Regions from separate parts of the Homo sapiens genome. Here region 2 is linked to region 1. A link is an interaction called in ENCODE POLR2A ChIA-PET data of the cell type or tissue named here. Cell type or tissue: GM12878. All regions are shown on one strand. Each heading gives the region's core, and the rest is flanking DNA. Links, peaks and the distances in the headings are about the cores only. Region 1 overlaps SGSM3 (small G protein signaling modulator 3). Region 2 has its middle 21 kb from the start of PDGFB.

Region 1 (5,317 bases), core at 1-5,000:
TGTTTAACATAAACGGAATGATAATCTGGAGACACAGAAATCTTTAGGAGATTTTGACAGTGGCCCAGAAAAGTGGCAGGGAGGGTCTGGATTAAGGCAGTGGAAATGGAGATGGAGATGCTAGAGGTATTTTAGAGGTAAAATCAGTAGACTTGCAACTGATTTGATATGAGAGTAAAAGCAGGAGCCAAGGCCAGGCATCATGGCTCATGCCTGTAATCCTAACACTTTGGGAGGCCAAAGTGGGAGGATTGCTTGAGTGCAGGAGTTCAAGACCTTCCTGGGCAAGATAGTAGGACCTTGTCTCTAAAAATAAAAATTAGCAAGTCATGATGGCATGCGCCCGTAGTCCTAGCTACTCAGGAGGCTGAGGAGAGATGATTGCTTGAGCCTGGGAAGTCAAGGCTGCAGTGAGTCATGATCCCACCACTGCACTCAATTTGGGCAACAGAACAAAACCCTGTCTCTAACAACAACAACAACGACAAAAAAAAAGGAGCCAAAAATTACCCTAAACCTTAGGATCTGAATGTCTTGGGAGAAGAAACAGGAATATTAAAAAGAATCATCTGAGATAGAATAAAAATAGATTTATTCAGGAAACACAGATTTTAAGCCAGGCACAGTGGTGTGCAGCTGTATTCCAGTCTGGATAACATAGGGAGACCCCCATCTCCAATAAATAAACAAAAATTAAAAAAAAATTAAAAAGAAATACATATTGGCCAGGTGCGGTGGCTCACGCCTGTAATCCCAGCACTTTGGAAGGCCAAGGTGGGCGGATCACGAGGTCAGGAGATCGAGACCATCCTGGCTAACACGGTGAAACCCTGTCTCTACTAAAAATACAAAAAATTAGCTGGGCATGGTGGCGGGCGCCTGTAGTCCCAGCTACTCAGGAGGCTAAGGCGGGAGAATGGGCATGGATCTGGGAGGCGGAGTTTGCAGTAAGCTGAGATAGCGCCATTGCACTCCAGCCTGGGCGACAGAGCAAGACTCCACCTCAAAAAAAAAGAAATACATATTTTAATGTGTTGTGGTATATAGTCAAATGAAGCTATCCAACAATAAGTTGGAAATAATCTATGTTGTCATGGCTAGAGATAGAGATTTGTAATTTATATGACAGTAATAGCTAAATCCCCATTCAGAATAGGGATGGACTCCCCATTTGGAATCCATTAGGAATGGACTAAAAGAAAGAAGACTGATGTGGGGAATGTCTTTTTTGGGGGTCTGGAGAAAGAAGAGGCAGTAAAGAAGCAGTTAAATAGAGAAGAAAAAACAATATGGTCTGTGCCCTCAGAGTCATTGAACAGTTCAAGAAACCAAAGTAAGTCAGCAGAGTCTGATGCTTCAGGGAGTTTCAGGAAATGAAGCCATAGGAACTGGATTCCAAATAATGACTAGGAAATCACTGGAGACCTTAGAAACCAGTTTAGGTGGTGACAGAAGCTAGGGTGAAAAGCTTAAGGAGTGAGTTGATTGATGAAGCATGGGCGCTTTTAAAAAGTATGGCAGTGAGGCAGAGGGATAAGAGCTAGAAAGGTAACAGCTTGAGTGGGTACAGGGATAGTTGCTTTGTTTTGTTTTGTTTAATTCAGGGTTCAGGAGATCTAAGTATTTGCAGTGGACACGAAGCCATTGGAGAAGAAAAGACTGAAGATGCACAAAGGAAAAGAGTATAAAGGAAATGGGTTGAAAGGTTCTCGTGGGTGGAGAATTTAACGTAGGAAGGAAGAAAACCACTTTCTCTTCTGAGAGGGCGGGCAGAAAGAGCAAACAGGTGAAAAGCCGTTTTGACACGGAGAATAAGGAAGTTGAGGAAGCTTAAGTCTAATAAGCTGAGCTTCGTTAAAGCTGGAGTACAGTCCCTCAGCTGGGGGTGAGTGGCAGCAGAGAGTAGTTGGGTTTCAGAAGAATTATGAGAATGATTTGAAAGTATCGCTGAAGGAAATATGATGAAAAGTCAACTAGAGATGAATGAAGGTTGCTGAGCAACCGTGAAGATAAATAGCATGTGGCTTGTTCCCTAACTTTGTCCAGGAGGAACATGAGCAGAAAGAGCAGAGGAACAACTTTTTTTTTTCTTGAAGACCGGGTCTCACTCTGGTTGCCCAGGCTGGAGTGCAGTGGTGCAACCTCAGCCCACTGCAGCGTCGACCTCCCGGGCCCAGGCGATTCTCCTATCTCAACTTCCCAGGTAGCTGGGACTACAGGCGCACGCCACCATGCCCGGCTAATTTTTTGTTTTTTTTTTTGTTTTTTTTGTTTTTCTATTTTTAGTAGAGACAGGGTTTTGCCATGTTGCCCAGGCTGGTCTTGAACTCCTGCACTCAAGCAATCCATCTGCCTTGGCCTCCCAGAGTGCTGGGATCACAAATGTGAGCCACCACCTCTCCCAGCCAAGAGGAACTTAAATGGGGCTAGATGAGGCAAAAAGTTGTCATTAATTCATGGTTAGTTCAGATGGTTGTCTAACTTTTACAACATGGGAGTGAAGTGTATGGACCTGATTGTTGAAATCAGCATTATTAAGTGTGAAATAATATAAAGATATGGACTGCTTAACCCTAAGGTTCACAACAGTAAGAGGACAACCTCGTGACGTATCTTCTGGGATTTCTGTTGGTAATGATGCTGATCTGAATGTAATCCAATGGGCCTGTCTCTAGCTGTTTCCAAGTTTTTGATTCAGTTTCAGATTAAAGTAGTAGAAATCAGAGACTTCTGGTCTGGCTATGCTGCTTTAAATCAGTCTTTTGACCTCTAGTCCAATTTTCTTACTTTTTTTTTTTTTTTTTTTTTTTTTTTAATAAAAAGACAACTAGAGATCAGGTCTCGCTATGTTGCCCAGGCTGGTCTTGAACTCCTGGCCTCAAGCAGTCCTCTTGTCTCAATCTCCCAAAGTGTTCGGGTTACATATGTGAGCCAGTGTGCCTGGCCCCTAGTTTCTTTTTTCAAAAAGTATGAGAGATGAACCCAAAGGATCCTTCTAACTCTATAATTCATGACTTTGTGTGAGTCCCTTTGCCCTGCACCCCAGTACTAAAGAAGTTAATGGTCTCTAAATATAGGTGCAGATCTGTTAGAGAAGTTGGTTTGCTCTTATGAGAATTCTCTCCTAATTTATCTGTTTAATTTTGAATTTTCACACACAAAAAATTTTTTTTAGTTGCTTTGTGTCTTAAATCTGGCTGGCTCCCACTAGATATGTCATCCCAAGTCAAGATATTTTGTTCCCGCACATGCACAGATAGTTCCATGATCTTTTCTGGAAACTGTCTGCAAAGTTGATAACTAGAGTTGTGCTAGTCAGTATGGTATAGTGAGACTGCTGAGGGGTCAGTCCTTTGCTGAGGTGTAAAATGGGGATAATGCCTGTGAGTGTGCTTAGCAGTGTGATGAATGCTTAACACATATTATTTTTCCTTCTTTCATAGGTTTCCTTCTGATACCTCCGTCTACTCACTGCCACAGAGTATAATAGCATATATACTCTATAATACTGTATATAGTGTAGTATAATTACCATTCTTTAGGGTAATGTTATGTAGGTATGTTCATATCTGCAAATGAAACATTTCCGGTAATTATATAGATGGTAATGGCAAATAAATGATGTAAAGATGAGATAGTTTGTTGACCTGTGTAGTTTAATTATATGAAAAATAGCAACTGTGTAAACTATATTTATGATCTCCTCTTAGGTGCCCTAATCTCCTATGTTAATATAAAACTTTCAATATAAATGTCTCAGTGGCCTTCTTTGCCAGTCAGCCCTTAAGGAGCTTTATTTTCCTCAAAAACTCTTGTCTGCTATTTTTCAGAGCTACCTGAAAGCTGAGTTGCAGTTAGCTAACTAGTATTTATTTCACTTCTACTTCTGGGGGAGGTGGTTATCCCCCACCCCTGGTAGTGGGAATGACAGAAGGTCCATGAAGTTGCTTTCCTTATCCTTTCCGGAAACTGCCAGGCCATAAATATTAGAGGAATGATCGAGGGAGGGACTCAGGTAAGTAACCAGATTACTGTGGATGATTGATTATTTGATATGAGGAACTAGAGGAGCCTGGCACAGTTATGAGTGTGAGCAAGTCCGCGTAGGGCAGCTGAGTTTAACTGGTACTCCTGTGCAGGAAGGGGACACGCATACCTTGTGTGCTGAATTCTAGGGTGAGGTTCCTGTTTCCCTGATATATGTTTCCAGTCTGTGTTCTCCCTTACACAGTCACACCTCAGTCTCGCCTAAAGGAACACTCTATCTCTGTCACAAAGAAAATATTGACTCAGGGAAGGGTAAGCAGACCCAGCTGCAAACCTTGTAGCAGGAGTGGAGTTCAAGGTAGAGTGTGATTCTTAGACTTACTTTGCTCTTCTGCTGATGCCAGTTTTGGAGGAGGCAGCTGAGAAATTTGTATGATACTATGGATGTTCACCTCAGATGTCCTTGTCATAAAGGGTGATATAAATGATCAACAAAAATTACTAGGGTAACCGGAGGGGGAGTCAGTTCTAGAAGTTCTGTGCCACTAGCTCCTTCATCGTGGAGTTTGGTAGGGTCCAGGTTTCAAGGCTGTCTTTACATATTGCTGAGTAATTGCTGTATTTAGCAGCATTCTGAGAGAACACAGGTGGGTTCCAAGATAACGTTGCCAAAGCATAAAGTGCATTGGAGGCAAGTGCGAGGCAGGTGTTCAGAGATGAGGCTGCAGGGAGTAGCAGGGGCTGCTAGGTCATGCAGGGTCTTATAAATCAAGTTAACAAATTTGGACTTTAAAGCAAAGGGAAGGTTTTAAAGATGGGAGGGAAATGATCAGTTGTATTTTGAAAGAATTTCTGTGGCTGCAGGGTAGAGAGTGGTTGGAGGGAGGGGCCGAGAGTGGAGGCAGAGATTCCAGTTGAGAGATGTATAATAATCATGATGGTGAAAAGCGACGGCAGCCTCAACTAGAAAGTAGCAACAGGTTGTAAGAGAAAGGGGAGGTTTCAAAAACTTTAGGAAAGGCCGAATAGTTGAGGGGTGAAGATGGAAAGGTGAAGAATCCATTAAACATCATCCCCAAGTCCTGCCTGGAGAGAGTGGGTAGGTAGGTCGTAATGGCAACGGGACCACTGAAGGGGAGGACCAGGTTCATGAGGAAAGGTGATGAGTTAACTTGGAGCGTGGCAAATTCGAAGAATATGGAGGAGCTGCCCACCAGCTGGATGTGCTGGTCTGAGGTTGAGAGAGAAATGCATCTTGGAGCTAGAAATCAGTTATCTGCTTGTAGATGTTAATTGAAGTTGTGAGAGTCATCCAGGAGTTCCAGGAGAG
Region 2 (5,378 bases), core at 240-5,239, 1.1 Mb before region 1:
ATAACCCATTATCCCATTAGTCCACAAATGGATTAATCTATTCTTGAGAACGGAGCCCTCCTGACCCCATCACCTCTTAAAGGGCCCACCTCTCAACATTGCCACACTGGGGATTAAGTTTCCTTAAAACGTGAGTTTTGGACGGAACAAATATTCAAACCATAGCACCCAGTGGGTGAGAGAGTAAGAGAAGGGGCGTCGAGCCTCTCAAGATGGGTTGCTCTCCTGCCTATTTAAGATACACCCCATACTTCAGATGTTGAAACTGATGCTTAGAGAAGGTGAATCATTTGTCAAGGCCTAACCAGTCGCTCACATAGTCAACAAATATTGATTGAGTTAAAGCTATATATAGCATCCAAATCTCCTGGGATCTTTGAACCCACACCTCCTGGGATCAAATCCCAGGGCTGCCACTTGCGAGCCAAAGGGGCAACTTACTTAATCTCTCTGTGCCTCAGTTTCCTCACATCTACCATGGGGCTACCCCCCACCCCAGAGGCAGGGGCATATTTGCCCTTTGGCTCCTGACTCCTAAGCTCTGGCATGCCTCATGTGCATGGCCCCTTCCAAGGCACCCTGCCTCTCTCATACCCACAATCATGTGTTTTCCTGGAAGAAGATCTCGAGACTGACTCAGCTTCAGGCCCCTAGTCCCCTACCCAGAGGGTTGTTTTGAGAATTAAATGAGTTACTGCCCATGAGGCGTGCCTGGCACATAGCAAGTGCTCAGTGCTGTTGCTGAGGGCCCACTGTGTGCTGGGCACGGTGCTTGGAGCCGGGAGTCAGTGGCAAAGACAGACCAAGCCTGCCATCATGGAGCCCATGTCCCAAGAGGGGAACAGACAGTGAACAAATGAGCAAATTGGAGCCTGCTCTGGGGAGGCAAGTGGCTGAAAGGAGAGAGCATTTTCAGGCAGGAGGAACAGCAGGTGCAAAGGCCCTGTGGTGGGGACGAGCTTGTCGCATTGGGGAAGTGAGTGAGGAGGCGCCGCAGGAGCTGTGGTCAGAGAAGCCGGGTGCTGGGTCTGCTTCCCTCTCCCCTCCCCGCCTCTGAGGGACCAGCTGGGGTACTGATCTACCATCTCCCTGTCCCTGCCTTGTGACCTCAGACCCTGTGCCCAGCCCCCACTTCCCCTTCCAGCTGTGACCCAGAAGTGGAGGGCACGTCCTTCCCTAGACTACATCTCCGTCCCCAGGGTGGGCCTGAAACTTCCAGAGCCTCAGTGGACTCAGCAGCTGTCCCCACTCCCTGACCCACCCACCTGCCCCCAGCAGCGTCAGACCCTCAAAAACTCCTCTCCTTTGCTTTCCCCAACCCTCCCAGAAACCATGGAGATTCCCCAGATGCATCAGACATTTCCCCAGCCCGGAACGCCCTGTCTGCCCTCCTCCATCTGACCAAATCTCAACGTCACCTCCTTCTGGAAGTCCCTGGGTTATGAGCAGAAAATGAGTCTTGCTCGTCTCTGTACCCCAGGGCCTGGTACAGGGCTTGGCACAAGGATAGACTGGTGATAAATGGAAAGCTATTCAGGTCCAATTGACACATTCTCCACTGGCCTGCTTGCCTGGCCCGTGCTGGGCATAGAAGCCAGGACTCTGACAGATGGCTCCACTCACGTTCATGGGCAAAGAACCCATTCCCAAGTCCAGGGTCCTGGAGTGTGCCTGGGCTCTGCACTAATCTGCGACGTGACCGTGGAAAGCCACCGGTCTCTGCTGGGCTTCTCCTTATCGCCAGAGCAGCAGCTGGAAGAGTCTATGCGTGAGTCACGGTGTGGGCCTGATCCAGACAGCCTGGGTTTGAATCCTGCCTGCCACTTGCTGCTGTGTGACCTTGGGTGAGTTTCTTAACTTCTCTGAGCCTCTGTTTCCCCATCAGTAAATGCTGAAGAGAATCAGTGCCTGTCTCACAGAATCGTTCTGAAGGTTCCTGGCGCTGGTTCTGTGGAAAGCTGGGCCTGTAGAAAGCACAGAAAGTGCATGCACCATGATTAGGCTTTGAGCTGCGTCTACAGGGACGTGATGTGCTTGTCGCACACATCTACTACATGTGTCAGAGTGGGAGCCTGGGAGTGCTCAGGACTGAGTCCTTTCTGAGGTTCCTCATGGCACCAAGGACAAGGGTAGCCAGAAACTCCCCGGGCCCCATCACAGCTCCCTGCTCGCGCGGGCTGGGGATGTGTGTGCACACCACACGGACGGGCGTCCGGTCCATCACAGGCACTCTCTTCCTGGACACACCACCTGCTCCGAGGCAGCCTCCATCCTCCCCCACCACTAGACACTCCGAGCAGTGGAATACCATTGAGGAGGTCCAGGGAAACAAGGTGATCCCATCATGGTGAACTGAGTTTCCATAGACCCACACACACATACCCTTACACACATACATACTCCCCTAGGGAAGGGTGGCTGGAAATAAGGTAACAGGACACATATGAAGGTTCTGGGAGGCTGGGCACAGTGGCTCACACCTGTAATCCCAGCACTTTGGGAGGCCGAGGCGGGTGGATCATGAGGTCAAGAGATCAAGACCATCCTGGCCAACATCATGAAACCCCATCTCTAATAAAATACAAAAATTAGCAGGGCGTGATGGCACGCGCCTGTAGTCCCAGCTACTCGGGAGGCTGAGGCAGGAGAATCGCTTGAACCCGGGAGGCAGAGGTTGCAATGAGCCGAGATTGTGCCACTGCACTCCAGCCTGGAGTAACAAGAGTGAAACTCCGTCTCAAGAAAAAAAAAAAAAAAAGTTTCTGGGGACCACAGCCGGTAAGGGGCTCACTCTCAGACTCCTGGGTTCCTGCCCCTTAGGGCCTGGGGGAGAAGGCCTCGTTTAAACAGAGAGTTTATTCATCTTAGTGATCTCTGTGTCCAAAGCCCATTGCACAGGGGAAGCTGAGGCCCAGGAAGCCTGAGTGACTCGTCTAAGATCACACAGCAGTATGGGAAGAGCCAGCCCTAGAACCCAGGACTCTGACTTCCTGGCCATGCCCCTCCCACACAGAGTGATGCGTGTCTAGAGATCACCCCAGTTCTACTTTCCAAAATGAGTCAGGAACATCTGTACCTCTGGGACTAAAAATACTCCCAGGGACACCCCAGTAAGAACGCTGACATCTTTCCGGGTGTCTGAAAACAGAACTGGCCTTCCTAAGAACTAACAACGATACTGTTTTCAGCCACGTTCCCTTCCTGTTCTTGCTACACGCTCTGTCAAATAGGTGGCCAGAGGCCCGGGTGCAGATGCAGTGGCTCACGTCAGTAATCCCAGCACTCTGGGAGGCTGGTGGGCGGATCACTTGAGGCCAGGAGTTTAAAGACCAGCTTGGGCAACATGGTGAAACCCTGTCTCTACTAAAAATACAAAAAATTAGCCGGGTGTGGTGGCACAAACCTGTAGTTCCAGCTACTCAGGAGGCTGAGGTGGGAGGATCACCTGAGCCGGGAAGTCAAGAGTGCAGTGAGCCATGATGGCATGCCACTGCACACCAGTCTGGGCAACAGGAATGAGACCCTTTCTCCAAAAGAAAAAAGAAAAGTAGGTGACCAGGCCCCATCTGACAGGATGTGCCACTGAGGCCTAAAGGGATCTGCCCAGGATCACACAGGCAGCCCCTGACACCTGGCTGCCACCTCCAAGCCTAGAACCTTCCCTGATGCCAACTCCCTCTCAGAGACTCGAGGGCAGAGCACAGACAGCATCCACCCCATCCCCACCCCGAATTCCTTTGATTTTTTTTTTTCATTTTTAATGTCTTGGCCGGGCACAGTGGCTCATGCCTGTAATCCCAGCACTTTGGGAGGCCGAGGTGGGCGGATCACAAGGTCAGGAGTTCGAGACCAGTCTGGCCAATATGGTGAAACCCTGTCTCTACTAAAAATGCAAAAAAAAAATAGTCAGGAGTGGTGGCGGACGCCTGTAGTCCCAGCTACTCGGGAGGCTGAGGCAGGAGAATCACTTGAACCTATGAGGCGGAGGTTGCAGTGAGCCAAGATCATGCCACTGCACTCCAGCCTGGGCGACAGAGCAAGACTCCGTCAAAAAAAAATCATTTTTAATATCTTTACCATAAAAGCAACAATACATGTTCATTTATGAAAATCTAAAAATTGCAGAAAAGTCAAAATAAGGAAGAAAAATCACCACCCACAGCCCCACCACCCAGAGACAATCATTGTTAAGGTTTGATGTATTTCCTTCCATAGTTTTTTGTTTGAGGACTTTAAAAAAAAAATGGGGCTGAGGTCATACTGTATATTAAAAGAAAAAAAAAAGGTGGTATCCTGCCTTTTTGACCTGCCATTATATCATGGCCACTTTTCTAGTTCTTTCACTCTCTGTAATCTCGTTTCTTTTTCCTCTTCTCTGAACCTCATTTTTATTGGCTGCCTAATATTTTGTCAAACCATATTCCATGGTTTATTTTGCCATTCCCTCATTGTTGGAAATCTCAGTTATTTCCAGTTTTTCGAAGCTATAAATAATATATTTCGATTAATATCTTTCTACAGATAGCTTTCCTTTTTCCATATTTAGGGGTTGCTCCTTGGCTGGCATGGAATTCCTGGGTCAGCAAGCCATGTGTGATATGCTTCTGACTCAACCCAGTTGCTTTTCTAAGGACCTGAGCCATGCCTGGTCTACAGAGGAGCAGAGAAGCCCCAGGAGGTGACATACACTGCTCATGGCCACTCAGCCGGTTAGCCATGCCCACGCTCCTTCCTCTGTCTCTCGCCTATCTCTGTCATCATGCTTCCATCTAATCATTTTCATTCATTCATTCGATTCAACAGAGAAGGTGAACCCACTGTGTGCCAGGCGCAGGTCCGGGCTCCAGAGACCCGGCAATGGACAGTCAAAGCCTGTGCCCTCCAGGCGTTTCTACCACAAGGCATGATGGGAAGAAGGGTATATCCTCACCCACCTCCGCATTTGGTTATATGCAATGTGAGGTGTTCGTTTGCATGGCTTCTCATTTGCATCCCACCTGGGGACAGGTGGGCCGGCAGAGGGTGACATCTATCAGCTCTAAGGGCAGGGTCCTGGTTTTCCTCAGCCCCAAACTGTTTTCTAACATTTGGCCTTCCCTTAAAACTTGGGAGATTTCACAAGAGTCTGGATTTCTGACTTCTTCTGAACACTCTGTAGGCCTGGCCACACTGGGCCCAGGTCCCAGAGGGCCCCCAGGGATTGGAGCTCAGTCGTGGCACCCCCTCTGCCCAGGCCCGACCTGGCTACCTTGACACACACCACACTGAGCTTCTTGGCCGTCCTTTCTGCACACATTCATTGGGTCCTGGCCATTCCTGACTCGGCTGGAGGGATGTTAATGATTGTAATCCAGAGACAAGTCACAAGAAGATGAAGT

Evidence for each region. Peaks named below come from ENCODE experiments on the same cell type or tissue, not always from the same donor. Only the 100,000 strongest peaks of a DNase experiment are listed, where the experiment ranks them.
Region 2: POLR2A ChIA-PET joins it to region 1 with 5 read pairs; 1 of 35 experiments calls an interaction of 5 or more read pairs at or near these places.

The regions. Positions count from the first base shown.
Region 1 is chr22:40,383,776-40,389,092 of GRCh38, forward strand. The region is part of intron 1 of SGSM3 (small G protein signaling modulator 3); the gene reads left to right. It also overlaps a transcript of ADSL not described here. Among named protein-coding and RNA genes, the nearest start is that of SGSM3, 16 kb to the left of the region's middle. In GM12878, for the core only: no CTCF peak of the experiment used is centred there; a DNase peak (open chromatin) is centred at 1,879; H3K4me3 peaks cover 1,092 bases; H3K27ac peaks cover 1,586 bases.
Region 2 is chr22:39,263,525-39,268,902 of GRCh38, forward strand. No RefSeq gene overlaps it. Among named protein-coding and RNA genes, the nearest start is that of PDGFB, 21 kb to the left of the region's middle. RefSeq lists enhancers at 3,017-3,096, 3,277-3,546, 5,315-5,378. In GM12878, for the core only: no CTCF peak of the experiment used is centred there; a DNase peak (open chromatin) is centred at 3,107; H3K4me3 peaks cover 360 bases; H3K27ac peaks cover 3,429 bases.